4 separate regions of the Homo sapiens genome follow, and regions 1, 2 and 4 are each linked to region 3. Evidence: read pairs that join two places in POLR2A ChIA-PET (ENCODE). Cell type or tissue: CD4-positive, alpha-beta T cell. All regions are shown on one strand. Each heading gives the region's core, and the rest is flanking DNA. Links, peaks and the distances in the headings are about the cores only.

What was found. ChIA-PET counts read pairs that join two places held together with the same protein. Peaks named below come from ENCODE experiments on the same cell type or tissue, not always from the same donor. Only the 100,000 strongest peaks of a DNase experiment are listed, where the experiment ranks them.
Region 1: POLR2A ChIA-PET joins it to region 3 with 20 read pairs; 16 of 35 experiments call an interaction of 5 or more read pairs at or near these places.
Region 2: POLR2A ChIA-PET joins it to region 3 with 60 read pairs; 20 of 35 experiments call an interaction of 5 or more read pairs at or near these places.
Region 4: POLR2A ChIA-PET joins it to region 3 with 34 read pairs; 18 of 35 experiments call an interaction of 5 or more read pairs at or near these places.

The regions. Positions count from the first base shown.
Region 1 is chr19:16,363,842-16,371,314 of GRCh38, reverse strand. All of the region lies in intron 22 of EPS15L1 (epidermal growth factor receptor pathway substrate 15 like 1), which reads left to right. Among named protein-coding and RNA genes, the nearest start is that of KLF2, 43 kb to the right of the region's middle. RefSeq lists enhancers at 4,525-4,754, 4,905-4,974. In CD4-positive, alpha-beta T cell, for the core only: no CTCF peak of the experiment used is centred there; DNase peaks (open chromatin) are centred at 2,164, 3,884, 4,444 and 4,794; H3K4me3 peaks cover 3,858 bases; H3K27ac peaks cover 3,925 bases.
Region 2 is chr19:16,328,870-16,335,197 of GRCh38, reverse strand. No RefSeq gene overlaps it. Among named protein-coding and RNA genes, the nearest start is that of KLF2, 7.2 kb to the right of the region's middle. RefSeq lists enhancers at 4,148-4,257, 6,101-6,250 and a silencer at 4,608-4,657. In CD4-positive, alpha-beta T cell, for the core only: no CTCF peak of the experiment used is centred there; DNase peaks (open chromatin) are centred at 3,157, 3,857, 4,597 and 5,857; H3K4me3 peaks cover 1,891 bases; H3K27ac peaks cover 2,135 bases.
Region 3 is chr19:16,244,311-16,251,783 of GRCh38, reverse strand. It overlaps AP1M1 (adaptor related protein complex 1 subunit mu 1), which reads right to left. Exons shown (of 12, transcript NM_032493.4): 12 at 5,878-7,473. Among named protein-coding and RNA genes, the nearest start is that of AP1M1, 50 kb to the right of the region's middle. In CD4-positive, alpha-beta T cell, for the core only: CTCF peaks have their summits at 3,785 and 3,990 (motif pointing left); a DNase peak (open chromatin) is centred at 3,993.
Region 4 is chr19:16,380,048-16,387,520 of GRCh38, reverse strand. EPS15L1 (epidermal growth factor receptor pathway substrate 15 like 1) reads left to right here. Exons shown (of 24, transcript NM_001258374.3): 20 at 1,290-1,350; 21 at 2,310-2,392. Among named protein-coding and RNA genes, the nearest start is that of KLF2, 59 kb to the right of the region's middle. RefSeq lists enhancers at 3,752-4,253, 4,506-4,595. In CD4-positive, alpha-beta T cell, for the core only: CTCF peaks have their summits at 3,884 and 4,086 (motif pointing right); DNase peaks (open chromatin) are centred at 3,610, 4,070 and 4,650; H3K4me3 peaks cover 575 bases; H3K27ac peaks cover 2,134 bases.

The sequences.
Region 1 (7,473 bases), core at 2,006-6,005, 120 kb before region 3:
CGTGAGTTCTTGACCTCCCTGCCGGGGGTGCCACACAGGATGCAGCCACCGAGGAAGCCCTGAGGTCCTAAGTGCTGCCAGCTCTCCCACTTCTCTGAAATGCCAGGCCAACATCGAAACCAGGGCTCAGTGACCTCTCCCCATCATGTGCCCATGTGGGTCCCAAAACCTTTTGTTGATTGCACAAGATCCACTTTAAAAATGGCATCTCCATTTGAACCCTGCGGTTAGCACCTCAGCCTTGAACTTAACTACTTCAATTTCGTTCCCACGATGATCTCAGAGAGATAATCCGGTGGGTACATGTGAAATTCTACAATGGGACAAGTGGTTCCACCATCTCAAGGGGCCTGGAAAATTCTGGCACTTGCCTGCCAGCCAGGATGGGGAGGGGGTCCCAAGGAGCCTAAAACGGCCAACCAGGTGGAGTCCCTCTTTCCTGCCCACGCCCCCCATCCCCCAGCACTGCTGTGTTCAAGGAAGCTTCAGAGCTTCCGTCTGAGCCCTCTGGAAGGTCTGTCTTAGGGCTGGGTGGGACCTGCTGACGGTGCCAAGGAACGGTCCCACTCTGAGAGGGAGGAATGTCAGCCTTGTATGTTTAAACTGACTGCAGGCAGATTGCCGTTTGGAGCACTTTCTGTTCTGTAAAGACCACTGAGTTTGAAAATAGAAGCATTTGCCTTCCTGGGCACACTGTACCCAGAGGCGGATCCAGGGAGTGTCGTGTGACTCGATTATCATCTGGTGTTCAGTGGGGTGCAAATGCTGAGGCCTGGGGGGCTGCAGGGTGGGGTGCAGGCCTAGAGTGGCTGGGCTCCCACCCCAGCATCTGAGTATAGGTGTGAACAGACGGGAGCCATCGCCCTGGGGACATCGGGTGTACCTGCCTCCAGGACACCTCAACCCCTTGCTTGGCACCTGAGGGAGGTGAGGGCTGGGGCAGACGCCTCAGAAGGGGGCTCTGGGTGCAGCTCTGGGCACCGCCTCCCTGCTTTTCTGGCGGGGTGAACATGGCCCCTCATCTTTCATCTCTCCTATTCAAAGCCCTGAGTCAGCGCGCCCCTTGCCTGCCACTGCTAACTGCAAAATATCACATGCACTCGGGCAATGGGGAATCTGGCCATAAAGAGAGCAAAAGTGTCCCCCACCATGGGAGCTCCTGGTGGGCTCTGCGCCTCACTTGCTCCCCTCCCAGGGGCTCTTTTGGGTCCTTTCATGCACGACCCCTAACCAGCTTTCAGACTCGCTGCACGGCGTTCTCAGGGATCTTGTTACATGTGGGCAAGGCGCCTTCCTACCCTTTGCAGAGGTGGCGTCTGCGACATTGGCACACTCCGTAGGGAGGAACAAAGCTGGGCCCCCTTGCCCTGTCAGGGCTCCCCGTGCCTGGCTCATGCATAGATAGCATCTCTCCCTGGAAATCCCCCCAGAGGATGGGGCTGACACCCAGGGGTGTTCACGCAGGGTATGTCAAAGGTGCCCGCCAGAGAACAAATGCGAATTTTCAAAGAAGCCAGAATTGTGACACCTGCCAGTCTGTATTATTTTTGTCATGAAGACTGGCTTGTGATTTGTAAATTCATTTCCAAATCACATACCCCACCCTACACACACACACACACACACACACACACACACTTTTTTTTCTTCCAGGGCTGGTGCAGCCCTTGCCTGGCAGGTTTTATGTAAATGTCATGGGAGCCTTTTGTGGTGACCTCTAGAAAATTGTTATTTCTCACTTCAAATGATATTTGCCTTTTGAGGACCCCAAGGCACAGCACCTTTTCCCCACTTTCTTCTTTTAATGGCAAGATGAGGCCACAGCCATTGGGTTCAACAGCCCCCTGCCCACCTCACACACCTCACAGGGCAGGAAAACACAGCGGCCAGCAGTGGCTCGTAGTAAATATTTGTTCAGCTTTTCTCAACAGTTCAGAACCAAACCTCATCCTGTTCCCTTCAATGCATGAAGCAGATTTTCTCAAAATTCGGTAAATATTTTTAGTGGAAAATCTCAACGCTGCGATCGCAGGGACCTCAGATTCTTATCTCCCGGGGCTGTGCTGCTTGACACAGCTTTGATCTAAGGCAGAGTGCGCGCGGGGCTGGTGCCTGCAGGACTCCCAGCCTGCAGGTCCCTTACGTGGTCCCGTGTGTCACATTGTAAAAAACAAACTCCCCTCATGTGTCTTAGATGGGAGCCAGAGGAAGACGTTGACGTGTGTTGGGGAAAAGCACTCTTTCAAGACAAGTCCCCGAGCAGTGATGAATTTTAGAACCTATACTGTTTTCTTTCTCCCCTCTCCCCGCAGCTAAGCTTTTTTTCTGGCAGGATGGGGAGGGTGGAATAAGACATGTCAGTGGCCTTGGATGAGCTCTGCTGGAGTGGTGCCCCGCCCGGGCCACTGCTCTCCTAGGCAGCGTGACTCTCAGAAACCTGGCAGTTGTATGGGCATCTGTGTTGTGTAGGATGAATGACAGTTGTGGTTGTGTGGGATCACCTGTTGTGTAGGGTGAATGACAGTTGCATAGGTGTCTGTGTTGTGTAGGGTGAATGATGGTTTTGTGGGATCACCTGTTGTGTAGGGTGAATGACAGTTAGGTGGGTGTCTGTGTTATGTAGGGTGAATGATGGTTTTGTGAGATCGCCTGTTGTGTAGGGTGAATGACAGGTGGGTGCCTGTGTTGTGTAGGGTGAATGATGGTTGTGTGGGCACCACCTGTTGTGTGGAATGAATAACAGTTGTGTGGGTGTGCATGTTGTGCAGGATGAACGAGAGATGTGTGGGATCACCTGTTGTGTAGGGTGAATGACAGTTGTGTGGGTGTCTGTGTTCTGCAGGATGAATGACAATTGTGTGGGCATCCTCTGTTGTGTAGGATGAATGGGAGTTGTGTGAGTGTCCATATTGTGCAGGATGAATGACAGTTGTGTAGCCATCTCCTGTTGTGTAGGATCAATGATGCTTGTGCATGTGTGTCCCCTGTTGTGTAGGATCAATGATGGTTGTATGTGTGCGTCCACTGTTGTGTAGGATCAGTGATGCTTGTGTGTGTGTGTCCCATTGTGTAGGATCAATGATGGTTGTGTATGTGTGTCCACAGTTGTGTAGGATGAGTGAGAGTTGTGTGATCGTTCTGTGTTGTATAGGATAATAGCGAAGGTGGGCAGCTTCCCTGACCACAAACCCTTGTTTTGTATTTTTTTGTTTTCTTTTTGTTTTTGTATGTATCTCTCATCTGCAGAACTGCATTTTCCAAGTACAGCACTGAACTGAACTGTATAAACAGAACCTAGCCAGGATCAAACACACACACACACACACACACTCTCTCTCTCTCTCACTCTCATGTTTATTACTAATATTTTTATTAATCGGATTGATTGAGACCATACCTCACCTGAACCTTTTATGCTCCTCCTAAGCAAAAAATTTAAACCAAGAGAGTTTCCTTTCCAAGGTTTTTATAGCATTCACCGTTTTTATGGTTTGCAATTGTATATTTCTATTCAATTTTTTGTTTGTTTGTTGTTTTTTGGGTTTTTTTTTTTTTTTTTTTGCTTTGCACCCAGCTCTTGAGGATGCTTTTAAGCGGAGGGCTTCCTGCAAAGCAAGATAGAAAAGTCAGAACCTTGAAAAACTTTGCTGACCAAGAACGCTAGTGCAGCAGAGCCAGCCCCATCACAGCCCCGATCCCGGGTGCTAGGGGCGTGCGCAGCCTCGAGAAGAAGCTTGAGAAATAGGAGAATTAAAGAAATTTCTATCAGGGTGGAGCCGGCCACCAAGTTTTTTTTTTTTTTTTTTTTTTTTTTTTTAACAGCACATACTGTGGTAAACCATTTGGTTCATATTGTTTTTGCTAAAGTCAGTCCTGTGTGTGGTTTCGGTACACCGCTTGGGTAACTGTTGAAACTGCTGTGGTTTGAAAATAAGTTCTATTTTGTGTTTTCTTCAGTCTTGTATCCCTTGCCCCCTGTTAATGAAGTCTCCCTGCGGTAGGCAGTCAGCACACCCAAGAGGGTCTTTAATTTCATTTGTCTTTATTCACTGCCGTCTGCTGTGGTCCCCGGTAGTTCCCGCTGCAAATATCTAGGATTGATGGCATCGAACCAGGTGCCAGGATGATGCCTGGCACCTGGTTTGATGCCATCATTCCCAGATGTTTCTATACCCACTTTTTTGGGTTTTGTTTTCATGATTTCCATCCCCTTTTCTGAAATGCGCGTCAGTAAAGCTCTCTCCTTACTCATGTTTTCTGGAGCCATAAAAAAGTATAAAACCCTGGCGTGGGTGCGCGTGGCAGCTTTTGCTTCAGGGCCTGGAGGCAGATTAAAGTTACTTTGTCACGTTTGAGATAAGCTATACCTCACAAAATCGGAAAAAACGATTAAGGAGTTAGCAGAAGTGGTTACATAAAAGCAGGAACTAGACCTAGAAGGTTTGAAAAATACAGCCGCTAAAAATAAATCGCTGAGCAAAAGTGGGAAGTTTGGGCTGAGGGCCGTGGCCCTACAGTGATGCCGGGGGCTTTCTTTGCTCAAAGCGTCTGGTCATTAGCAAGGTCGAGAGCTGGACCGGGCACTCGGCTGACCTCACACGTGTCAGGTCCAAAATCTCCTCTCTTACCAAAGCACAAACACTAACAACTGAGAAAAAAACCGTTGTTGTTGTTGATGTTCCTTCTGAAAACAAGAGGCCAGCAGTTGATGTGCCCTGGTTTCATATTACCATAGTCATGATTTCTAAATAACAACGGTTTCGGCAACAGAGCAAAACCAGGCACAGGCAGTTCTTGGTGTGAACGAAGCTTTTCATCTCTCTGAACATCTCTTTGCGCATCAGAAACCTCAGCTTGAAATGGTAGCAGGCAGAATTCTTAACCGCTCCTCCCAAAAACCAATTTCTTTTTTTTAAACCCCCCAAACCAAGGGAGGAAGATCTTCATTGAAAAGAAGAAGAAAAGCAGCTCAAAAATGACTGATTTATTTGAACCTTCTGTACCGTGGCAGTCGCTCTTGGGGGCCTGGCTGGGGCGTCCTCCCTTTACACCTCCCTCCACATTCTTGCAAATCTGCCTCAGGTGATCACTCCCTGCAGGAACGGCTTCGAGAAATCAAGCAGTGTCCACCCTGGACTTGCTGCCCGTCCCAGGGGGCTACACCGTGTCCTGGGACTTTGAGCTTCTCCCCTGGAAACACTTAACTGTTTCCTCTGCTAGAATCTTGCTATTTGATCCATATCACATAGGTATTCGAGGAAAAATCAAATACCCAAGCATGCACAGTAACATTGCTGTTTCCTGCAAACCAGGAAGGGCAGATGCCTTTATTCCCTTCTCGCTCCCCAGGGTGTTGCTCCAAAGGGCCCCAGGTCCCTGGAGACCCGTGGAATCTGTAACAGGTGGCACCTGGTTCACCAGGACCTCCTGAAGCCCACTGTGTGCCGAGCCCTGGGCTGGAGGGCACCAGGGACATGGGGCAGTATTGGCTGGCATTTGTGGTATGCTGGGCCCGCTTTTCACAGAGCTGACCCTCAGCCGTGCCAGAGGCCAGTGCCACGGGAAGCAGAGTGGTGAGGGACCCTGGGGGAGGGGGGGCTTTCCCGTGGAGGGAGAAGCTGGGCAGAAGCAGGCAGGGGCTCGAGGGACTGGCTGAGGTCACTGTCCCTATCCCCTGCAAACCCACAGGCTGGGGTGCAGGACACTGTCACACTGTCCCCCAGGGTGCCCCTGCCGGTGGCTTTGGTGGCTCCCTGCTCACACTTGCTCTATCTCAGCCTAAACAGCAGACATGGATTGTCCCGCAGTTCTAGAGGCTCAAAGTCCAAGATCAAGGCGCCAGTGGGGTTGGTTTCTTCTGAGACCTCTCCTTGGCCTGGTGCATCTTCACATTGCTGTTCTGTGTGTAGATCTGTGTCCTAAGTTCTTTCAGTGAAGACAGTCATTGATCCTTTGACTTCGTTTTAACTCAGTTACCCCTTTAAATATGCTATCTTCAAGTATGGTTATATTCTAAGGCACAGGGGTTAGGACTTGAACGTATGAACAATTGTTGGGGGGACACAGCCCTTTGTTTGGATTAAGAAACAGGCTGAGGGGGGTGGCCGCCATGCCCCACACCGTCTTCCAGGGCCACTCCCAGCCCCAGGGCTTGGCTGCAGAGCTGAACACAGGCATGATGGGGAAGGGGCTGCCATTTCTTCCCTGAGAAGGCCACTGCCTGTGATGGCATTCCAGTTGGGAGTGCCTTCCAGGCAGAGGGACAAGGCATAGCCAGGAAAGAAGCCCTGGGTTTGGGGGTTCCTGGGGAAGGAGGTGCCACCTGGACAAGACTGGGGTGTCATCCCCAAGCGGGAGAAGCCCTCAAGCAGTCTGGGCAGGGTGCTGGGGCCCACCTGTGTTGAGGCCACTTTGCTGGGTGGGTTTGGCTCACAGGGAAGGGAGCCGAGCTGGTGGGCGGCCGATAGGGAGATGAGGCTTCTAGGGACGGGAGGGTGGAGGTGAGGGGCCCTCGCCCACCCTCCATCCTGCTCAGGAGCCCTAGGGAGCCCCTTCTGCTCCAGTGGACAGCCTGGGGCTCACAGGAGGCTGGGCAGGCCTCACTTGACCCCCGCCCGCCAGAGCTGCCTGCCCGTCCCTTAGGAGAGGGAACGGGGCAACTCCGGGAGACCTGGCAGCGAGGCCTTGGCTTACCATTGGCTCATGCCTGGGACCAGGAGTGGCCCTGCATGGGAGGCCGTCTCAAGGTGGGGGTGTGAGGCAGTTCCTCAAGGCCAGCGGAACCAGCCCGGGGTCTGCGGGCTGGGCCAGATCACCCTGCTCTCTGCAGCCCCGGGGAGGTCGGGGTAGGAGGAGGCCGCAGTAGAGCTGAAGGTGGGAGGGACATCTGGGGATAGAAAAAGGGAGACACCTAGAAAGCTCGGGTGTGGGGACTGCCCTGAGAGGGCAGGCGCTGTCGGAAGGAGAGGGGCCACATTCCTGTCCTGCCCGCGTGGGCTGGGCACTGCCCCTCTAGGGAAGGGTCTCCAGCATGGCTTGCCCACAAGTTTTGGCAAAGATAGGCCCCTTCCAGATTGCAGGGCCCCCTCTGCTAACTGGGCCTTGGGTCTGACAGTGAATTGATTTGAGGCCACAGGAGGAGACTGATACCAGGCCTCGACCTCCCCTCTTTCTCATCCATGTGAGTCCTAATAGAGCCCAGGACAGCTCGCCCTCCAACCCTGAGGAGGAGCCTCTTAGATGGACTCACACAGACAAGGAGTCTGGAAGGATCTCCCGCAGCTGGTGGCCAGAGGTCAGCTAAGGATGCAACGGCGACCCCGGTGGAACCCTGTGGGACGGGCAGAGGCGGACAGGCAGGCCGCAAGGGTGGGCTGCAGGGGAGTTTGTCTCCGAGTCCTTCTGTGCAAACCGTGGGAAGGAAGACTGTTTTTCCTTGAATATGCAAAAAGAAAGCAGCAGTCCTTATGCTGG
Region 2 (6,328 bases), core at 2,132-6,131, 83 kb before region 3:
CTGGGTCAATGGCTCTTAGGCGAGCTGCTAAGGAAAGAAAAACTCTTTTGAGCGTTATCAGCAGCCACGAATAAAGTTTAAAAAAGGATACCCAGGCCAGGCGCGTTGGCTGACGCCTGTAATCTCAGCACTTTGGGAGGCCGAGGCAGGAGGATCGCTTGAGGTCAGGAGTTCGAGACCAGCCTGGCCAACATGGTGAAACGTCGTCTCTACTAAAAATACAAAAATTAGCTGGGTGAGGTGGTGCACGCCTGTAATCCCAGTTACTTGGGAGGCTGAGGCAGGAGAATCACTTGAACCCGGGAGGCAGAGGGTGCAGTGAGCTGAGACTGCACCACTGCACTGCAGGCTGGGCGAGAGAGTGAGACTCTGTCTCAAAAAATACTAACAGTAAAAAGTAAAAAAGGGTATCCAGCCATTCCACTGTTAGGGACACAGCCCCAAAAAACTGATAGCAGGGGCTGGAATGGGTATTTGCACACTCATGTTCATAGCAGCCAAGGGGTGGAAATGACCAAGTGTTCATCAAGGAATGAATGGACATACAAAATGTGGTCCTTCCACACAATGGAATATTACTGAGTCATAAAAAGGAAGGAAATTCTGACACACACTACCACGTGGATGAATCTTGAAGACATTATGCTGAGTGAAATAAACTACAGGAAAGGACAGATACTGTATGATTCCACTCCTAGGAGGTCCTCAGAGTGCTCAAATTTGTAGAGACAGAAGGAAGAAGGGTGGGGGCCAGTGGCTGGGGAGGGAGAATGGGAAGTGAGTGTTTAATGGGATCAAAGTTTCAGTTTGGGAAGAAGGGAAAAGCTCTGGAGATGGGTGGTGGTGAAGGTGGCACAATGCTGTGAATGCTGCTGAACTGAACACTTAAAAATAACCAATTTTGTGCTGGGTGTGGTGGCTCACGCCTGTATTCCTAGCACTTTGGGAGGCCAAGGGGGGCGGATCACCTGAGGTCAGGAGTTTGAGACCATTGGCCAACATGGTGAAACCCCGTCTCTACTGAAAATATAAAAATTAGCCGGCTGTGCTGGCGTGCGCCTGTAATCCCAGCTACTCGGGAGGCTGAGGCAGGAGAATCACTTGAGGTGGGAGGTTGCAGTGAACCGAGATCGTGCCACTGCACTCCAGCCTGGGTGACAGAGCAAGACTCTGTCACAAAAAAAAAAAAAGTGAATTTTAGCCAGGCACAATGTCTCACTCTTGTAATCCCAGCATTTTGGGAGGCCAAGGTGGATGGTTCATTTGAGCCCAGGAGTTTGCGACCAGCCTGGGTAACACAGTGAGACTCAGGCTCTACAAAAAATAGAAAAATTAGCCAGGCGTAGTAGCACACTCCTATAGTCCCAGCTGCTCTGGAGGCTGAGGCGGGAGGATCACGTGAGCCTGAGGAGGTCGAGGCTGCAGTGAGCTGTGATCGCACCACTGCACTCCAGCCTGGGCAACAGAGTGAGACCCTGTCTCAAACAAAACAAAACAAAAACAGTCAATTTTATGTTATGTATATTTAATCACAATAAAGAGAAAGAATGAAAGAAAGAAAATATGGGATGAGAGAGAAAAGAACACGGTGATGGGGCAGATCAAATCACGCTGGAGAAAGAGCTCAGGCTACGAGCAGAGGGTTGGTGAGGCCCCTGTCTCCAGCCTCCTGGGCTCAGTATCCCTTCTAGAACTATAGAGATGACTTCCCTAACTGGCATCAGCTTGGGCCTGTTCTCTGCACTCAGGGGAGCCCCCAGTAAGAACCAGCCCGAGAGGCTGATGCAGGAGGATTGCTTGAACCCAGGGGTTCGAGGCTGCAGTTAGCTGTGATCGCACCACTGCACTCCAGCCTGGGCAACAGAGCGAGACCTTATCCCAAAAAACAAACACAAAAACCACTGGGTCATATGGATATACCACACTTTTATTGATTCATGAGTTGATGGGTATTTGGGCTGTTTCCACCGTCTGGCGCATGTAAATGGTGCTGCCTCGAACACGTGTGTGCAAGTATCTGTTTGTGTCCCGGTTTTTATTTCTCTTGGGACTATACCTAGGAATGGAATCACTGGGACCTATGGCAATTCCATGTTTAGCATTTTTTTTTTTTTTTTGAAACAGAGTCTTGCTCTGTTGCCCAGGCCGGAGTGCAGTGGTGCAATCTCGGCTCACTGTAACCTCTGCCTCCTGGGTTCAGGTGATTCTCCTGCCTTAGCCTCCCGAGTACCTGGGATTACAGGTGTGCACCACCACGCCCGGCTAATTTCTGTATTTTTTTTTTTTTTTTAGTAGAGATGGGGTTTCACCATGTTGGCCAGGCTGATCTTGAACTTCTGACCTCCAGTAATCCACCTGCCTTGGCCTCCCAAAGTGCTGGGATTACATGCGTGAGCCATGGTGTCTGGCCCCCAGGCTCGTCTTAACTTATTATTATTTTTTTTTTGAGATGGAGTCTTCCTCTGTCGCCCAGGCTAGTGTGCAATGGTGTGATCTCGGCTCACTGCAACCTCCGCCTCCCGGGTTCATGCAATTCTCCTGCCTCAGCCTCCCAAGTAGCTGGGATCACAGGTGCCCACCACTACTCCAAGCTAATTTTTGTATTTTTAGTAGAGACGAGGTTTCACCATGTTGGCCAGGCTGGTCTCGAACTCCTGACCTCAAATGATCCACCTGCCTTGACCTCCCAAAGTGCTGGGATTACAGGCGTGAGCCACTGTGCCCGGCCTCCTCCTAACTTCTTATAGGGCACCTCAGGGAACCCTATTCACCCAGCCTCTTCCCGACCCCTTGTCCCTCCCTGTCTGGGATATTCCTGGCAAATGGGCTTCTCAGTTCCTTTTAGACAAAAGCCTAGAAGGAACTCAGCAGGGCTTCCAGGAACCCCTAGAACCTGTGTGTGGAGGGAAACAGGGCAAACCTGATGCATTGGTGCATTCAGATGTTTCTAGGCACAGGAGGAGTTGCGGTGGCCAGGCCAGGCAGACCTGGGTTGAAGCCTCAGCTCTGCCACCTGCACCAGGTCCCCCAGCTAACCTTCCCCTCTCTGAACCCCACTTTCCACCTCTAGAAAATGGGGGTGCTTAGGCAACCCTCAGGCTTGTGGGGAGGTTGAAAGAGATAATTTGTTGAAGGTGCCCAGAATGAAAGCACCCAAGCTCGAGTCACAGGGTCCACCGTTAGCACAAAGTTAGGTCATGCGACAAACATTTTGGCACTGACTCTGGGCAAGGCCCAGAGGCTACGTCACTTTTTTTTTTTTTTTTTTTGAGACAGAGTCTCGCTCTGTCTCTCAGGCTGGAGTGCAGTGGTGTGATCTCAGCTCACTGAAACCTCTGCCTCCCGGGTTCAAGCAATTCTCGTCCCTCAGCTTCCCGAGTAGCTGGGATTATAGGCGCCTGCCACCATACCCAGCTAATTTTTGTGTTTTTAGTAGAGACGGGGTCTCACCATGTTGGCCAGGCTGGTCTCGAACTCCTGACCTCAGGTGATCCACCTGCCTCGGCCTCCCAAAGTGCTGGGATTACAGGTGTGAACCATTGCGCCCGGCCAGAGTCACTCCTGAGATTCTGAGTCATATCTGCTTGCCATACAGAGCATCTGCTGAATGAACAGGTGAATGAATGAATGAATGAGCGAAGAGGGTTGTGGGGAGAGGGAGAGAGAGGGAGGAAGGGGCCTTAAAATTCAGGCACACCAGCTTTATCAGAGGACACTCACTGTGCTGGCCACACCCCAGGGGTGGGCTCTGAGCTTTAGTGTCTCATTTCATTTTCACAGCAGCAAACTCATTTTCCACCCAAGGAAACTGAGGCACAGGCAGGCAAAGTCGCACGGCTGATCTGAGGGTTTCTTTCTTTTTTTTTTTGAGATGGACTCTCCCTATGTCACCCAGGCGCCATCTCAGCTCAGTGCAACCTCCGCCTCCCAGGTTCCAGTGATTCTCCTGACTCAGCCTCCCAAGTAGCTGAGATGACAGAGATTATAGGCGCCTGCCACCACACCCAGCTAATTTTTTTTTTTTTTAAGTAGAGACAGGGTTTCACCATATTGGCCAGGCTGGCCTCGAACTCCTGAGCTCAAGTGATCCACCCGCCTTGCCCTCCCAAAGTGCTGGAATTACAGGTGTGAGCCCCCGGGTCTGGCCAGGGGACGGGTGTTAATTGGCATTGAGTCGGTGAAGGCCAGAGATGCTGTTGAACACTGCAGTGCACAGGGTGGCCCCGCACTGGAGAATGATTCAGCTCCAAATGTCTTTTGTTTTTTCTCTCTTCTCTCTCTCTTCCCCCGCCCCCCACCCACCCAGAAACAGGGTCTCTCTATGTTGCCCAGGCTGGTCTCAAACTCCTTGGCTCAAGAGATCCCCACACCTCGGCCTCCCAAAGTGCTGGGATTACAGGCATGAGCCACCGCTGTGCCCAGCTCCAAGGCTGATGCTCGCTGGTCTGGCACAGCTGACACAGCTCAGGCCGGGGCAATCGGAGCCACCCAGCCCTGGCACCTGACAAATCAGCTTGAGCCTATGGTCCTGGGACTCCACCTGGGGCTGCCGGGCGTGGGTGCTGACTCAACCGTGTTGACAGGGCTGGGTGCTGAGTCAGGGGTGAGCCTATAGACATCTTGCCCTCTGACAACGCCCCCTTCCTCCTCCCACTTCACACCACATCATTCTGCAGCCTGCCTGGGTGCTGGGGCCCCCAGAACTACAGGAAGTGCCTAGCAGAAAAATAGCTCCTACATCTCTCCCCAGCACCATGCCAATAAGCCCCTCAAAACTGTCACCTCTCCCCCACCCCCTGCCATAGCTGGGCTTGGTGGTCTGCATCTTTAATCCCAGCATTTTGAGAGGCTGAGGCGGGAGGATTGCTTGAGCCCAGGAGGGGCAATATAGTGAGATCCCCTCTGTACAAAAAAATGTAAAAATTAGCTGGGCATGGTGATGCATGCCTGTAATCCCAGCTACTCGGGAGGCTGAGGCAGGAGGATTGCTTGAACCCAGGAGGTCAAGATTGTAGTGATTGTGCCACTGCACTCCAGCCTGGGTGACAGATGAGACCCTATCTCAAACCAAACAAAATAAAACCTTCACCCTTTTCAACCCTTTTACCCACAGTGCTTGTTTCCATAAATAACTCCTGCCATATCTAAAAGGAATATTATGCAGCCATGAAAATGACAATACAAATGTATAACTGGGGGAAAAAACAGCATCGACAAATGATTATAACTTTGCCTGGGGAAAAGAAAGAATATAGCGAAAATCACAGCCATGAAAAGTAATTCAGCCAGTGACCACAAATCTCCTGCTCTAAAAAGAGAGAGAGAGAGAGAGAGTTTGGGTGCGGTGGCTCACTCCTGTAATCCCAGCACTTTGGGAGGCTGAGGTGGGTGGATCACCTGAGGTCAGGAGTTCGAGACCAGCCTGGCCAACATGGCGAAACCCCATCTTTACTAAAAATCCAAAAATTAGTTGGGCTTGGTGGCGCGCGCCTGTAATACCAGCTACTAGGAGGTGCTGAGGTAGGAGAATTACTTGAACCCAGGAGGCAGAAGTTGCAGTGAGCTGAGATTGTGCCACTGTACTCTAGCCTGGGCAACAGAGCGAGACTGTCTCCAAAAAAAAAGAAAGAAAGAAAGAAAGAAAGAAAGAAAGAAAGAAAAACTTGCATTGGGATTGGGTTGTAGAATCCTAGGTGAAGATGGCCCCAGGGTGAGGTTTTCTTTGTACCTTTTTCTGGGTGGCATTTGCCACCAAAGCTTGCTTCGTGGCACAGAGTCACCTTCTTGCTGATAAGAGCAATGATCTTTTAGGAACCAGAGGCGATGTCTCAACCTCAGCACTGCTGACATTCAGAGCTGGGCTATTCTCTGTGGTGGGGGCTGTCTGTACACTGCAGAATGCTTAGCAACATCACCCACCTCTGTCCACCAGATGCCAGCAGCACCCCCGAGTTGACAACCAAAAATGTTCCCAGACTGGGTCACTCTCCACTGAGCATCACAGATGCAGAAGATCATGGAAATTGGCATTTGAGTGTCAGAAAGGGGCAGAAAAAAATGATGATGGGATATTTCTGGATTAGTCGGTATGACCTAGCGCTGCCTGAGTTGGTGTCTCTTACTGAAACGTACAACTATCACACTTTCTATTCTGTCTGTTCTCCAACAGAACATACACGCAAGAAACAGAAACAGCTTCAGCCCCGTGAACGATTTGCCTTTCACTGGACTCAGAAGCTTCCAGGAGAAACCTGGAAGACATTTTCAAATAAGCAAGAAAAATAGCTTGATCACTAAGTTTAAGCTGAACAGGGAAACCTGGAGACCC
Region 3 (7,473 bases), core at 1,947-5,946:
AGCCCAGCTCTGAATAGTCAGGGATAAGCCAGAGCCAGGACCTTCCTGGGAGATCCAGGAGGGCTGCCTGAAGGAGGGGTCATCAGAGCTGGGCTTTGTAAAATAAGCTGGAGATTGCCAGAAGAGTCTGGGTGGTGAGGGGTCCTCTAATCAGAAGGACACACCCACTAACTTTCTCCAGCCTGAGCCCACAGGAGCTCCAAGAAGAGAGATGGGTCATGGGTCATCTCTCTTTTTCTTTTTTTTTTTTTTAGACGGAGTCTTGCTCTGTCGCCCAGGCTGGAGTGCAGTGGCGCAATCTTGGCTCACTGCAAGCTCCGCCTCCTGGGTTCACGCCATTCTCCTGCCTCAGCCTCCCGAGTAGCTGGGACTACAGGCGCCCACCACCATGCCCAGCTAATTTTTTGTATTTTTAGTAGAGACGAGGTTTCGCACTGTTAGCCAGGATGGTCTTGATCACCTGACCTCGTGATCCGCCCGCCTCGGCCTCCCAAAGTTCTGGGATTACAGGCATGAGCCACTGTGCCCACCCCCTTTTTCTGTTTTTATAATCTCTAAAACAAAACAATTTGGGCAGCACTTTATTATTTATATATTTATTTATTATTTTATTTATTATTTTTATTTTTTTGAGATGGAGTCTCGCTCTGTCACCCAGGCTGGAGTGCAGTGGTCTGATCTCGGCTCACTGCAACCTCTGCCTCCCAGGTTCAAGTGATTCTCTTGCCTCAGCCTCCTGAGTAGCTGGGATTACAGGCACGCACCCCCACACCTGGCTAATTTTTTTTTTTTAAGACTGAGTCTCCCTCTATCGCCCAAGCTGGAGTGCAGTGGCGTGATCTTGGCTCACTGCAACCTCTGCCTCCCAGGTTTGAGCAATTCTCCTGCCTCAGCCTCCTGAGTAGCTGGGATTACAGGCACTCACCACCACGTCTGACTAATTTTTGTATTTTTAGTAGAGACGGGGTTTCACCATGTTGGCCAAGCTGATCTCGAGCTCCTGATCTCAGGTGATCCATGCGCCTTGGCCACCCAAAGTTCTGGGATTACAGGTTTGAGCCACTATGTCCGACCAATTTTTTGTATTTTTAATAGAGATAGGGTTTCACTATGTTGGCCCAGCTGGTCTTGAACTCCTGACCTCAGGTGATCGGCCTGCCTCGGCTCCTAAAGAGCTGGGATTACAGGTGTGAGCCACCGCGCCCAGCCTGGGTAGCACTTTAAGTATACAAAATATCAGTAGCATTCAAAGCATGGATGATGGGGACATAACACAGGTGCAGATACTGCCCTGAGGCTGGGCGGGCTGGGGTCGCTTTGGAAGGGGACTATGGTCAGCCAGGGTCGAGCAGGCTCTGGTGGGAGGGACGGGTTGATGCAGAGGAAAGCGCTCAGAGAAAAGAACTTGCCAGAAATTTCTAGGCACTATATTCCCAGTTTGGCCAGGGGCCTTATAAAACACACACACACACACACACACACACACACACATACACACACACACACACACATACTCACACACACACGGTGAAATTGTGAAATTCCTCAGAAAGTTAAGCCTAACATTACCATATGATCCAGGGAGTCTATTCCTGGGTATATACCGGGAATAATTGAAAGCAGGTGTTTAAACAGACACTTGTGTGTGAAAGTTCATAACATGGCTCATGATGTCTGAAAGGTGGTAACAGCCTTCATTTTTGTTGGCAGATGAACTGATACACAGAATGTGAGTTATCCATGCAGTGGGATATTATGCACCCGTAAAAAGGAATGCAGCGCTGATCCATGCCGTGACAAGGGTGAACCTCAAAAACCTGATGTTGGCCGGGCATGGTGGCTCACACCTGTAATCCCAGCAGTTTGGGAGGCTGAGGCGGGCGGATCAGTTGAGGTCAGGAGTTCAAGACCAGCCTGGCCAATGTGGTGAAACCCCTTCTCTACTAAATATACGAAAAATTAGTCGGGTGTGGTGGCGGGAGCCTGTAATCCCAGCTACCTGGGAGGCTGAGGCAGGAGAATCGCTTGAACCCGGGAGGCAGAGGTTGCAGTGAGCTGAGATCGTGCCACTGCTCTCCAGCCTGGGCGACAGAGCGAGACTCCGTCTCAAAAAACAAACAAACAAACAAATAAATCCCCACAATGCTGAGTGAGAGAAGCCAGACACAAAAGGCCACGTAGTGTGAGATTCCATTGATATGAAATGCCTAGAACAGGCAAATCCATAGAGACATAAGGTAGATTGGTGTTACCTGGGGCTGGGGAAGAGGAATGAGGAGTGATTGCTGATGGGGACGGGGTTTCCTTTTGGGGTGATGGAAATGTTCTGGAATCAGACAGAGGTTGCACGACATTGCAAATGTCCTAAATGCCACTGAATTGTTCACTTTCAAATGGTTAACTGTAGCCGGGCACGGTGGCTCACACCTGTAAGCCCAGCACTTTGGGAGGCCGAGGCGGGAGGATCGCTTGAACCCAAGAGTTCAAGACCAGCCCTGGCAACCTAGTGACACCCTGTCTCTACCCAAAACTACAAAAATTAGCCAGGCATGGTGGCATGCGCCTGTTGTCCCAGCTACTCAGAGGTGGGAGGATCGCTTGAGCCCAGGAGGCCGAGGCTGCAGTGAGCTGTGATCGCACCACTGCACTCCAGCCTGGGTGACACAGTGAGACCCTGTCTCAAATAAAAAATAAAATAAAATAAAATGGTTAACCATGTGTTATGTGAATTTCACCTCAATTTCAATAAACAACAGCGCACTGGCCATATCAGGGTCTTTGTGTCATGTAAAAGAACCTCAGTGCTTAGAAAGAGCATCTGAGCAGTTCTTAATTGGTTGACAAGTGATCTTTTTCTTCTTTTAGAGACTCTTCTAACAAAATGGCATGAAGAGGCCCCCAGTGGACAGAGAAACAGGCCCAGAGAGGGCAAGGAGCCTGTTCAAGGTCACACAGCACGGGGAGCCAGGTTTGTGGGGCACAGCTTTGAACACGGGGCTTCCCTACCCACTCCAGGGGCAGGCCACTGGGCGTTTCCTCTTGTGGGGGGTAGTCTGAGTTTGTAGCCCCTGGATGAAGCTGGGTGGGCTCAGACTCAGTTCTCCATCTATTGAATAGGGAACTGGTGGGAAGTGGGTGAGGGGCACCCGCCTGCTGTCGTCCACACTGAGTCCCCAAGCCCCAGCACAGATGGCAGCTGGGGAGGATTCGTTGGGCAGCAATGGTGTGGCAGGACCTGCCGGGTTCTGGTGTACAGAGTCCAGCTCCAGCCTGTCTCTGAGCCTCAGTTTCCCCATGTGTGCAATGGGAGCTGCTGAACCCAGGCAGGGATTGGGCTGCCTGTGTGAGCTGAGGCTCCTCATGGACAGCAGGGTCAGTCTGAGCCTGGCTGCCCTGACTTGGTCCTCCCAGCCAGGCCAGGGACCCCAGCGTCCCCACCCACCCTCCATCTGTAGCTTCCCTGTCAATGTCCTGTGAGGAGGGGGAAGGAGTGTTTGACATTTCTGTGGCTTTTTTTTTTTGAGATAGAGTCTCACTCTGTTGCCCAGGCTGGAGTGCAGTGGCATGGTCTCGGCTCACTGTAACCTCTGCCTCCTGGGTTCAAGCGATTCTCCTGTCTCAGCTTCCTGAGTAGCTGGGATTACAGGCACCCACCACCATGCCCAGCTTTTTTTTTTTTTTTTTTTTTGACATTTTTAGTAAAGACAGGGTTTCACCATGTTGGCCAGGCTGGTCTTGAACTCCTGACCTCAAGTGATAAAGTGCTGGGATTACAGGCATGAGCCACCGCGCCCGTCCCCTGTGGCCTTTCTGAGCCTCAGTTTCCTCATCTTCACCATCAGGCTGCAGGGAGGACCCTCAGGAAGGATAGCAGTGGTGTTGGGGTCGCTGTGTTCAGAGAGGGCTGGAGTCTCCCTCTTCCCAGGCCTGTCCCGCACACCTCTCTCTGTGGCCTGGCCGGGTGGGTCTCCAAGCCGTGGTTTCTGACCCGTGGATGCCCCCTGGTGGTCACGGCTGGCAGAGCCTTGCATCCCCAGATCCCAGTCCCAGAGCAGTACTGCTCTGGACCCTAGAGACACAGCAGTGACAAATCAGATGGGGCGGGGGTGTCCTTGTGGAACTTCTAGGCAGACCAGGGGTGTGCCAGCAAAAGTGGAACAAATCACAGCTGCATGTTTCGACAAGCTGGAGTGGCTGGAGGGGAGGGGACACTTGAGTTGAGCAATGAATTTCAAGGAGGCAGCGGAGGCAAGGGTGCACCAGACAGAAGGCACTGGCAACTGCAAAGGTTCTGAGGTGAGAACAAGCTTGGGGCAAAGAGGCGCGAGTGGCAGGTGAAGAGGGAGGAAAGGCGAGAGTGGAAGCCAGAGGAGGACCAGCTGGACCCGGAGGACAAGGGAGCGGGGACTTTACTCTGAGGGCACTGGAGAGCCATGGGAGGATTTTGAGCAGGGGAGGGGAATGACCTGAATTACAATCTTTATTAAAAGATGGTCTTAGGCCATCACAGACATGCTGATGATGGCTCTATCTTTTATTATTTGGCCATAAATAATACATCATTTTGTTTCATGTAATTTTAAACTTTGCACACATAATGGGGACAACGTCCTTCAGCAAGTCACTCTTTTCCTTAGCATCATTTATTATTATTATTATTTTATCGTGTCTTGGCCTTTTGGCTAAGATCAAGTGTAGTTTTTTTTTTTTGAGACAGAGTCACTCTGTTGCCCAGGCTGGAGTGCAGTGGCGTGATCTCGGCTCACTGCAACCTCCGCCTCCCAGGTTCAAGCGATTCTCCTGCCTTAGCCTCCCGAGTAGCTGGGATTACACGTGCCTGCCACCATGCCCAACTAATTTTTTGTATTTTTAGTAGAGACGGGGTTTCATCATGTTGGCCACGCTGGTCTCAAACTCCTGACCTCAGGTGATCCAGCTGCCTCAGCCTCCCAAAGTGTTGGGATTACCGGCGTGAGCCACCTACACCCAGCCCCTAGCATTGTTCATACTGTTCTAGCTATTGTTTTTTTTTTTTGATAGGGTTTTATTCTAAATATTCTTTTATTTGGGGGTCCACTAGCCTGTATCGTGTTTTGTGAATTAGAAAAAGAAACCCCTTTCTCGCTATGTGGCTGGAACTCTAGGCCAGGGATCACAGCTTGGTGAGCAGAAGCTCTCTACCCTTGGGAAGTGAATACCTCACACAACCCTAGACATGTGTCCTGTTCTAATCGTTTTAATGTCTTTAAATCTATAGTAATGTCTCCCCCAACCCAATTCCAGTAACAGCTATGTGTGCTTTCTTTTCATGTTGATCAATTTCCCTAGCGGTTTTTCAATTTCATTCATTTTTTTTTAAATAAACTCACTTTGTTGATTTTCTTTATTGAGTGTTTCTTTTCCATTTTCTTTGTATCTACTCCCTATTATTTCCTTCTTTCTGTGCTCTTACATTTATTTTGTTGTTCTTTTTCTAACTTCTTGAGATGGAGGCTTAGATCATTATTTTAGCCTTTATATATGTATATATGTGTACACATTTAATATCTACTCATATATATTTCTTTCTTTTTGAGATGGAGTTTTGCTCTTGTTGCCCAGGCTAGAGTGAAATGGTGAGATCTTGGTTCACTGAAACCTCCGCCTCCCAGGTTCGAGTGATTCTCCTGCCTCAGCCTCCCGAGTAGCTGGGATTACAGGCACATGCCGCTGTGCCCGGCTAATTTTTGTATTTTTAGTAGAGATGGGGTTTCACGATGCTGACTTCAGGTGATCCACCTGGGCTGGCCTCCCAAAGCGCTGGGATTACAGGCTTGAGCCACCTCGCCCAGCCTAGAATTGTAACTCTCAAACATTCAAAGGAAAACAATGACTTTATTTTTATTTTTTAAATTATTTATTTATTTTAGCCCCCTGCCTTTTTAAATATAAGCTCTCATCATTCAAGCAATGACTTTTTTTAAAAGCCACAAACAATCTGTAATAAATCCAGAGAGGACATAAAAGAGAACATAGAAAGGACAAAAATAGAAAACAAAGTAAGACGGTAGATTTAAATTTATACTTAAATGTAATATCAGTTATTACATTAAATGTAAAGGGACTTAATGCTCCAGCTAAAAGTCATTTTGTCAAACTGAATTTTAAAAATTCCAACTCTACGCTATTTTCCCCCCCAAATGCTGTCACACTCCTAGGAACAGAGAGGTCATTCTGGGTGGAATTCTGGTCTCCCCGCACTTTGGGAGGCCGAGGCAGGTGGATCACTTGAGGCCAGGAGTTCTAGACCAGCTTGGCCAATATGGTGAAACCACAACTCTATAAAATTACATAAATTAGCTGGGTGTGGTGGCGTGCACCTGTAATCCTGGCTACTCAGGAGGCTGAGGCAGGAGAATTGCTTGAACCCAGGAGGTGGAGGTTGCAGTGAGCTGAGATCACGCCACTGCACTCCAGCCTGGGCGACAGAGTGAGACTCTGTCTCAAAAAAACAAAACAAAGAAGAAAAGCAAAGTTACAGTGCTAAAATAATAAAAATGTTTTAGCTCCCTTAGATAGTAAAATGCATACTTATCAAAATGCAGATTTGGCTGGGCGCAGTGGCTCATGCCTGTAATCCCAGCACTTTGGGAGGCCGAGGCGGGCGGATCACCTGAGGTCGGGAGTTTGAGACCAGCCTGACCAACATGGAGAAACCCCGCCTCTACCAAAAATACAAAGTTAGGCAGGCCTGGTGGCGCATCGTGTAATCCCAGCTACTCAGGAGGCTGAGGCAGGAGAATAGCTTGAACCCGGGATGCAGAGGTTGCAGTGAGCAAAGACCGCGCCATTGCACTCCAGCCTGGGCAACAAGAGCGAAACTCCGTCTCAACAACAACAACAACAACAACAACAACAACAAACAACAAATTTTATCCATGTTATTTATTTATTTATTTATTTATTTTGAGACGGAGTCTCGCTCTGTCGCCCAGGCCGGACTGCGGACTGCAGTGGCGCAATCTCGGCTCACTGCAAGCTCCGCTTCCCGGGTTCACGCCATTCTCCTGCCTCAGCCTCCGGAGTAGCTGGGACTACAGGCGCCCGCCACCGCGCCCGGCTAATTTTTTGTATTTTTAGTAGAGACGGGGTTTCACCGTGTTAGCCAGGATGGTCTCGATCTCCTGACCTCGTGATCCGCCCGCCTCGGCCTCCCAAAGTGTATCCATGTTATTTATTCTCCTCCCAGACAGTCATTAACTTGGAACATTTTAACTCAGTTTACTCCCTGCAGACTTTTTTTCCTGTTGTATAATTCTATCACTTAAAAAAACTCCAGAAACTGTTTATGCAATCTTTGTCTAGATTTTCTCATGTATTTTCTACTTCTTTGCTTTTATTTCTTCTTGCATCATGCCCTTCCGTCTGAGATCACTTTCCTTGTGCCTGATGTGAGTACACTGTTTACAATTTTCTTTAGTGTTAGCCTGCTGC
Region 4 (7,473 bases), core at 1,719-5,718, 140 kb before region 3:
ATTCTTCTGCCTCGGCCTCCCAAGTAGCTGGGATTACAGGCATCCACCACCACGCCCATCTAATTTTTTGTATTTTTAGTAGAAATGGGTTTTACCATATTGACCAGGCTGGTCTCAAACTCCTGACCTCAGGTGATCCACTTGCCTTGGCCCCCACAGTGCTGGGATTACAGGCATGAGCTACTGTGCCTTGCCCGCCTGGCCAATTTTTGTATTTTTAGTAGAGACAGGGTTTTGCCATGTTGTCCAGGCTGGTCTTGAACTCCTGATCTTGGGTGATCCACTGACCCCGGTGATGAAGTTTTTATTGTAGATACACTTTTTCAGTTCCGGAACTTTCATTTGTTTCTTTCGTATATTTTCTATTTCTCTTCTAAGGTCACCTGTGTTTTCACTCATTTTAAGTGTATTTTCCTTTTCCTCATTCAGCACAGTTATAATCACCGTTTTACGTTGTCCCTGTCTCAGAGTTCCACCATCTGGGTTATTTTGAGATTGGCTACACTGATTGTCTTTTCCGGTGAGAGGTGGTCACATTTTTCCAGTTCTTTATATGTTTAGAAATGTATCTGATACATGGTGAGCGTTCTGTGTAGAGACTGTAGTCTGTTTTCTCCAAAGAGCAGGAATGGATTTGTTTCAGCAGGCAGTTAACTTGGTGCCACTCACACTGCAGACACTCACCAGCAGATGGCAGAAGCTCCAATCCCAGCTCAGTTCTTGTGGCCTCAGCTACAGGCTGCCTCGAGTCCCCCCAGGCTTGCGTGTGCAGAGGCCAGCCTGAGACTTGGGGGAGAGTGGATCATGAAGTTCAGGGCTTGCATCTTTGCATCTCTGCCCCTCCATCCCGATTCCCCTTCCTTTCCCCTGGGAGTGGTTGTCTCTGGGCTCCATCCTCTGGTGGTCAGATTCTACCAGAATCTTAGGCACCCTCACTGTGCCTTCCTGCTGTAGCTGGCGGAATGGAAACTCAACCTCCTGCTATGTTCTTCTGCCACATTCAAATTCTCCTCCAAAGTCTTCTTCCTGTCTTGTTCACTTCCCAGCCTTCAGGCCACTGCTTTTTGTATTTGTAATTTTGGGGATATTCCGTCCAGGTTGATAGGTGCTATCTGCAGGAGGGTTGATCTGTTGGGATTTTACTCTGCCTGGGTTGAGTTTTAATCATTCCACTTTCCCTCTGGCTCAGCACTGGATGTTGTACATCGACGTCAGGAAGGTCTGGTTGAATGAATGGGTGATGGAACCAACGAACTGCTTTTTACTCTTTCCTCTCTCCTTTCATTTAGCTCGACCCCTTTGAATCCAGTGATCCCTTTTCATCCTCCAGTGTCTCCTCAAAAGGATCAGGTGAGACCCATGACTTATTTTTCTTCCTGACTATTCCTTGGGCAGTAGCAGAGCTCCCCCGCAGTTAACACTTTCACTCCCAAAGCCAGCGTGGCCTCTGTGTTTGTGTCATCAGTCAGTGGCACCCAGATCCTGGCCTGAGCCCATTAGGCCAAAACAAGCACCCGCTGCTGCTCCCCTTCCTGGGCACGCGCTGGCATCTTTCCAGAAAGGAATTTTGGCAGTAGGAATTCAGTAATAGCACCAGTGATATTAACTACTGTTTACTCACTCCTCCTTATAAATCTTTGGTTTGTATCTTTGGGTTTTTTCCCTAAAAGAAATCCAGAATTTGACCCCAGGTACTGGCCTATGTTGTGGGTTCTGTGTTTGAAGGAACCTCATCTCACAGTGTAGAACTCGCAGATGCACGCTCGAGCCTTTATGCAATGGGAGCATCTGTGGACACCCCCTTTCTTTTGGGAACAGGCCCCGCTTGGTCCTGCAGCTTGCGTGGGGCGGGTAGCAGTGTTTGGTATCATAGGCGAGTGTATCCAGTACTCTAGGCAAATCCCTTCCAGGTTAGAGGAGAAAACACAGCAAAAACCTCTATCCAAAGACACCACCCTGTATAAATCATGTGGGTGGCAGGTCGCCCTGGAGTTGCTCCTCGCCTCCTGACCCATTGAGACCCAGTGGGACCCAGGGGCCACGCCTCTGTGGCAACTTGTCACTCTTCTGATGACCGTGAATGATGCTGGCCCTCCCAGAGTGGTCGTCACAGTGAGAAACCGTCTTGCCATGCCAGAGTGGGCAGGGGGGCCTTGCTGAGAGGCCTTCATGCAGACACACGTGTCTAATGAATAAATGCAGCCTTCCTGAGTCTCCTGGTTCAGGGGCCATCTAGCATTTCCCCTCCACCCCAGAAGGCATGTTCTCTTAAAGACCTGTAACTCTGACTTTGTTGGTGCCGATTGCAGATCCCTTTGGAACCTTAGATCCCTTCGGAAGTGGGTCCTTCAATAGTGCTGAAGGCTTTGCCGACTTCAGCCAGATGTCCAAGGTAAAGCCCCTCCACGGAGCCCCCGCGCCTCTGCTAGTGTCTTTGTGCCTCTTGTCATGGTGTGGGCTGCCAGGCGTAATTGTTCATGTCACGTATGTATCTCCCCGGCACCTTTCCAACACAAGGTCAGGTCTGGAAAGCATCCATGGCTGTGATCCAATGCACTGCAGTCCCGTGGGGTGAGCCCTGACCCTTCCCAGTGGCATAGGTGCCCTGGGCTCCCCTGGCTCCCACTGGTGTCTGACGACCATCAGGTCTCAGACGGTGAAGTCATTGCCATGGCCGAGTAGAAACTTGAGAAGGCGTTGGGCACAGGCGTCTCGAGAGGGCCATGGGCAGCAGGCCTGCAGGTGCGAGGCGTCCAGGGAAAGTGGGCCAGCGAGTGTTCAGAGTCGCCCATGTGACAGAACTCTCAAGGGGTGTTGAAAAGTGAGGGCCGGCCTCCTTGAATAAATGCAGACAGATCCACAGGTGAGGAGTGAACTGTTGAAGGAGGACAGCAGCGAGGCTGGTTACCAGACTGGACCCGTTGGTGTCCGGCCCTCACCACACGGTGACCTGAACTCACTGTGGCTCTGGTCCCAGACAGCTGTAGGGCTTCTCCAGACGCTGGCAGTGTGGTTGGAGCTCATCTTTAAGGTAGCATAGAGAATTCAACAGGGAACATCCAGAATGGACAAGTCAAAAAACAACAATAGAAGCCCCTTACGACTGAGGTGCCTTCCGGAAGAAACTGCTGGAAAGTTGGAAATGGGGGCTGTGGTGAGTGGGAAGGACAGGGCTGCGGCACCATTGTGCTTCCTTGTGAGTTGTATGTTTCCCTGTTTGAGTGAGGAGCATTTTTCTTTGGCAGGAATGAAGGAAAGCAGATGAGGTGTGTCCCGTCCCTGACACCTGCGTCCACTCTGTCCCTTCTCGGCAGCCCCCAGGCAGGGGCAGATGGGCTCTGTCTTCGGGGGGCTGCAGGGGCCTGCTTTCCTCACGAGTTCCACCTGCAGAGGCCCAGGCATTATCCACGCTGCGGGAAGAGGCAGTAGCCACAAGCAGAACACAGCCCCCCTCCTGGAGCCCATGGCCCAGGTGGTAAGGGGTGGCCGGTGTGGGGGGTCCCCTGGAGCAGCTGGGCCCAGTCCCTGTGAGCGCTGCTGTCAGCCTGAAGGTGGTGAGGGGAGGGAGCCCCGGGAGTACCTGGAAGACGCGTGCCCCAGGCATGAGGCCCCCTCGGGGCCCCACCGGCCCCATGCCCAGGTGCCCCAGGTGCCAGTGTGACTGGGCAGTCTCCCTTGGCTGCCCCGTGTTCACTCAGCTGGTGGAGCAGATGAGTCTCTGAGCATCTTGGGGTTGGCAGCGGTCGCAACTTGTGATCACAGAACACAGATTCCGAGAAGCACTTGAGATTCTGTTCAGGTTTTCAAAGACGCGTGTGTGCGTGCCCTGGCGGCGCAGCAGATCCCACTTCTGACCGAGGCAGGGTGTGTGTTTACACAGATGAGCCTGGGCAGAGGGAGCCCAGAGGCCCTGGCATGGCGCCCCCCTCCTTCCAGCACACGGAGAAGGCCTCCATCCCTCATATGCCACGCTGTGACACGGTTTGGGACTGGCAGAAGATTTAGGGCCCAGTGCACAGGCTCCTGGGCAGGCGGGAAACCATCTCCCGAAAGCAGAAAACGTTGGCCACACGGTGGCAGCAGTCCCTCAGGCGTCCTGGTCGTTTCTGGTTGTCGCAAGTGGACTCCTCTTCCTTTGGGAGGCTGGATCTGTCTTCCTCCTCTCACTGTGAGCAGAGGGAGGGAGAGCTAGCAGAGCCTGAGCTAGGGCCGGGATCTAATGACCGCCCTCTGCCTGTCCTTGGGCCCTGAAACCAGGGGCTCTTCACACACATGCAGCTGTGATTTCAGAGCCGGTCTCACTTCCTATTGGCGGTGCCGGGCCAGGACAGAGTTGGACAGAGCTGTGGAAAATGGGTCTCCAATACTATCTTGTTTTGATTCCAGCGTTCCATCAGCTGCCTTCATGACACTTGTACAGCCGCATTCTGAGCTCAACCCTGACCTTGCAGCTCTGTTTTTCCTTTTTGGTTACCTATCTGTTTTTCAAGAACAACATTGTGGATATAAATAAAATGCTAAGGGAAATGAAAGTGGCAAGAAGGTGTTTTTTTAAAAAACAAAAAAAAACCATCATCAACTTTTCCCCATCTGAGCAGAGCAGGGAGGCCCTTTTGTAAGTCCCTGAATTGAAGCACCTTACCTCTGCGTGGCTTTGCTGAGGAGAGTCACAGCCCACAGCCTGATTCTAGAAGTTTCCTTTGGGAGGCTCTTCGGGCCTGCACTCTTAGTTGAGGCCCCACCCTCACCTGAAGAGATTTTTCTAGACAGTATCAAGCCTATGTGACATAAGCTCACTTTAAAAACAGATTCCCCAAAGTATGTTTCCAGGGAGCATTTGAGAATAAAAACAAGAGTCCAACTTATTTCACCCTCTTCTGCCCTGAAAAAAAAAAAAAGCCATCTGTGAAATACTGGGTTAGTCGTCAGCCCATTTTTAGCAACTTCTCAATTGTTTAAAGCTGTGCATTGATATTTAGGGCTGCTGTTTACAAATTCAGTCTTCTGTTTTGAACCAGTTCTTCAACTGGTGAACTCAAACGTGTTTCTCTTAGAGCTGGTTTTCATAGTAGCTTTTTCTGTCTTCCTTTTATTTTAAGCACACTTCACTCTTGCCGAGCCCAGAGAGCCCCTGACAGCTTTACTGAAACCTTTCTAAAAATAGAGATTTTCCTTGAAGCCGCTGCCCGAGTAGGAAAGAGTTGAGTCCCCAAGGAGGCTTCTTGGGAAACTTGAAGTCATGAAAATTGGGATTCGGAAATGACGCGGGCATTCTGGAGCTAGGAGTGATCTGATTCACTGCGGAGGCAGTGCCAGGCGTTTATTGAAAGCCTGTCGCCTCGCGAGTTGCCAATTGGCCTCGTGGGTTTAAACACACATGGGAGGCGCCAAGCCGGCTTGGCCCGAGGTGTCCCCGGTCAGCCTGGAGGGTTAGGCGGCTCTGATTTGAGTGTGTCACCAGGTCTTACAACTTTGGACGTCCAGGCTGAGTGTGGTTTTATTGCCCGGGTCCTATTGCGCGACACAGAGGGTAGAAAGGCTCACTGCAGCCACTGGAACCGAGGCCCCACTCCGAGTCTGGAGATGTGGCCCAGAAGCCAGCACATGCCCAGGGAGGACAAGGCCCAGCCGGTCACACCACTTCCCATCTAGACCTGCTTGGCTCCCCATCCCAGGCCGCGGGGGACTCGCACGGGCCCTAGGCCCAGGGACATGTTCCATGAATCGCAGAAGCACCCACAGACGGGCCAGTGTTTTTCCCCCATTCTTTCCCAAACAGCCGACCCTAAACGGCCCATTTTAAAGCTAAGCTGCAGGCCGACACTGCCCCTCATGTCTCGGACAGGCCTGGGGACAACTGGGGCAGCAGATGGGGGCACTCCCAGATTCCAATCGCAGCTTCGTACTTGGTGTGATCATTGTCGTGTGGTCCATGTGCCAACTTTATCTAGTGCCAGTGAGTGGACTGATGCCTGTCACATGGCACCTCATTTCCTTCTTGCCGGAGCCTTCCGAGCTCTGTCACTCTTGCCATTTTACAGATGAAGAAACCAAGGCACAGGGTGTTGAGTAGGTGGCAGGGTTGGGGTTCCAGCCTGGGCAGGACAGTCTGCCCAGGACGAGGCCCTGGACCCACCACTGGGGTGGCCCTCGGCAGCTGAGGGCAGCGTCTGGTGGCCCCAGCCTGGGAGGCAGACGATGTGGCAGCCCTGGATCCGCCGTGGACCTGCTGTGTGATGTGGGCAGGCTGCGCCTCCTTTGTGTGCCTCAGTTTCCTTGTGTGTAAGGCAGAGGTGCTGACAGTGGGACCCCCTGCCAGGTCACTGGGCCTATTATTAGGTGAGAAGATCAGCACAGAGCGAGTGTCTCCTGCCTGGGCAGCTTCAGAGGGCGGCGTGAAGCCCAGGGAAGGGATCTGGTGGGGTCATCTGTGCAGGAGCCTTTGGGGCCCCTTCCCCTCCCTGGGGGCACCTGCCACTGCCCTTATCGGGGGGACCTGGAATGGGTAGGCTGCCTCTTAGAGGGGCCACCTCCCTGTTCTGTCTCTGATGTGGCTCTGACTGGGCCGAGCAACCTCGACTCTAGGACTACACAAGGTCCGAGGCAGCCATATCTCTGTGACGGGACGCAAATAGCCCAGATCGATGCATCTCTGTAACTAGATGCTAGAGGCCTAGATGACTGCATCTCTATAACTAGCTGCCAGAGACACAGGTGGCCACGTCTCTGACTAGACTCCAGAGGCCTAAACGGCCATGTCTGTGCAACTAAATTGTAGAGACCTAGAGAGTCGCATCTGTGTGACTAGATGCCAGAGCCTCAGACGACCGCATCGGTGTGACTGGAAGCTAGAGCCTCAAATAGCTGTGTCAGTGTGACTGGATGTGTCAGTGTGACTGTGTCAGTGTGACTAGAGCCTTAGATGGCTGCGTCTGTGTGACTAGACCCTGGAGCCTTAGATGGCCACGTCGGTGTGACTGGACGCTAGAGCCTTAGATGGCTGCGTGTGTGTGAGTAGACCCTGGAACCTTAGAGGGCCATGTCTGTGTGACTAGACACTAGAGCCTTAGACGGCTGCATTGGTATGAGTAAACGCTAGAAGCCTAGACGGCTGCATCTGCATGACTGGACACTAAAATCTTAGACGGCTGTGTCTGTGTGACTAGACGCTAGAGCCTTAAATGACCACGTCTGTGTGATTAGACGCCAGAGCCTTAGGTGGCCGTGTCTGTGTGGCTAGATGCTGGAGCCTTAGATGGCTGCATTGCTGTAACTAGACACTGGAGCCTTAGATGGCCGCTTTGGTGTGACTAGATGCTGGAGCCTTACACGGCCACGTCTGTGTGACTAGATGCTGGAGCCTTAGATGGCTGCGTCTGTGCGACTAGATGCCGGAGCCTTAGACGGCCGCATCTGTGTAACCAGATGCCAGAGCCTTTGGCAGCCGCATCTGTGTGACTAGACACTGGAGCT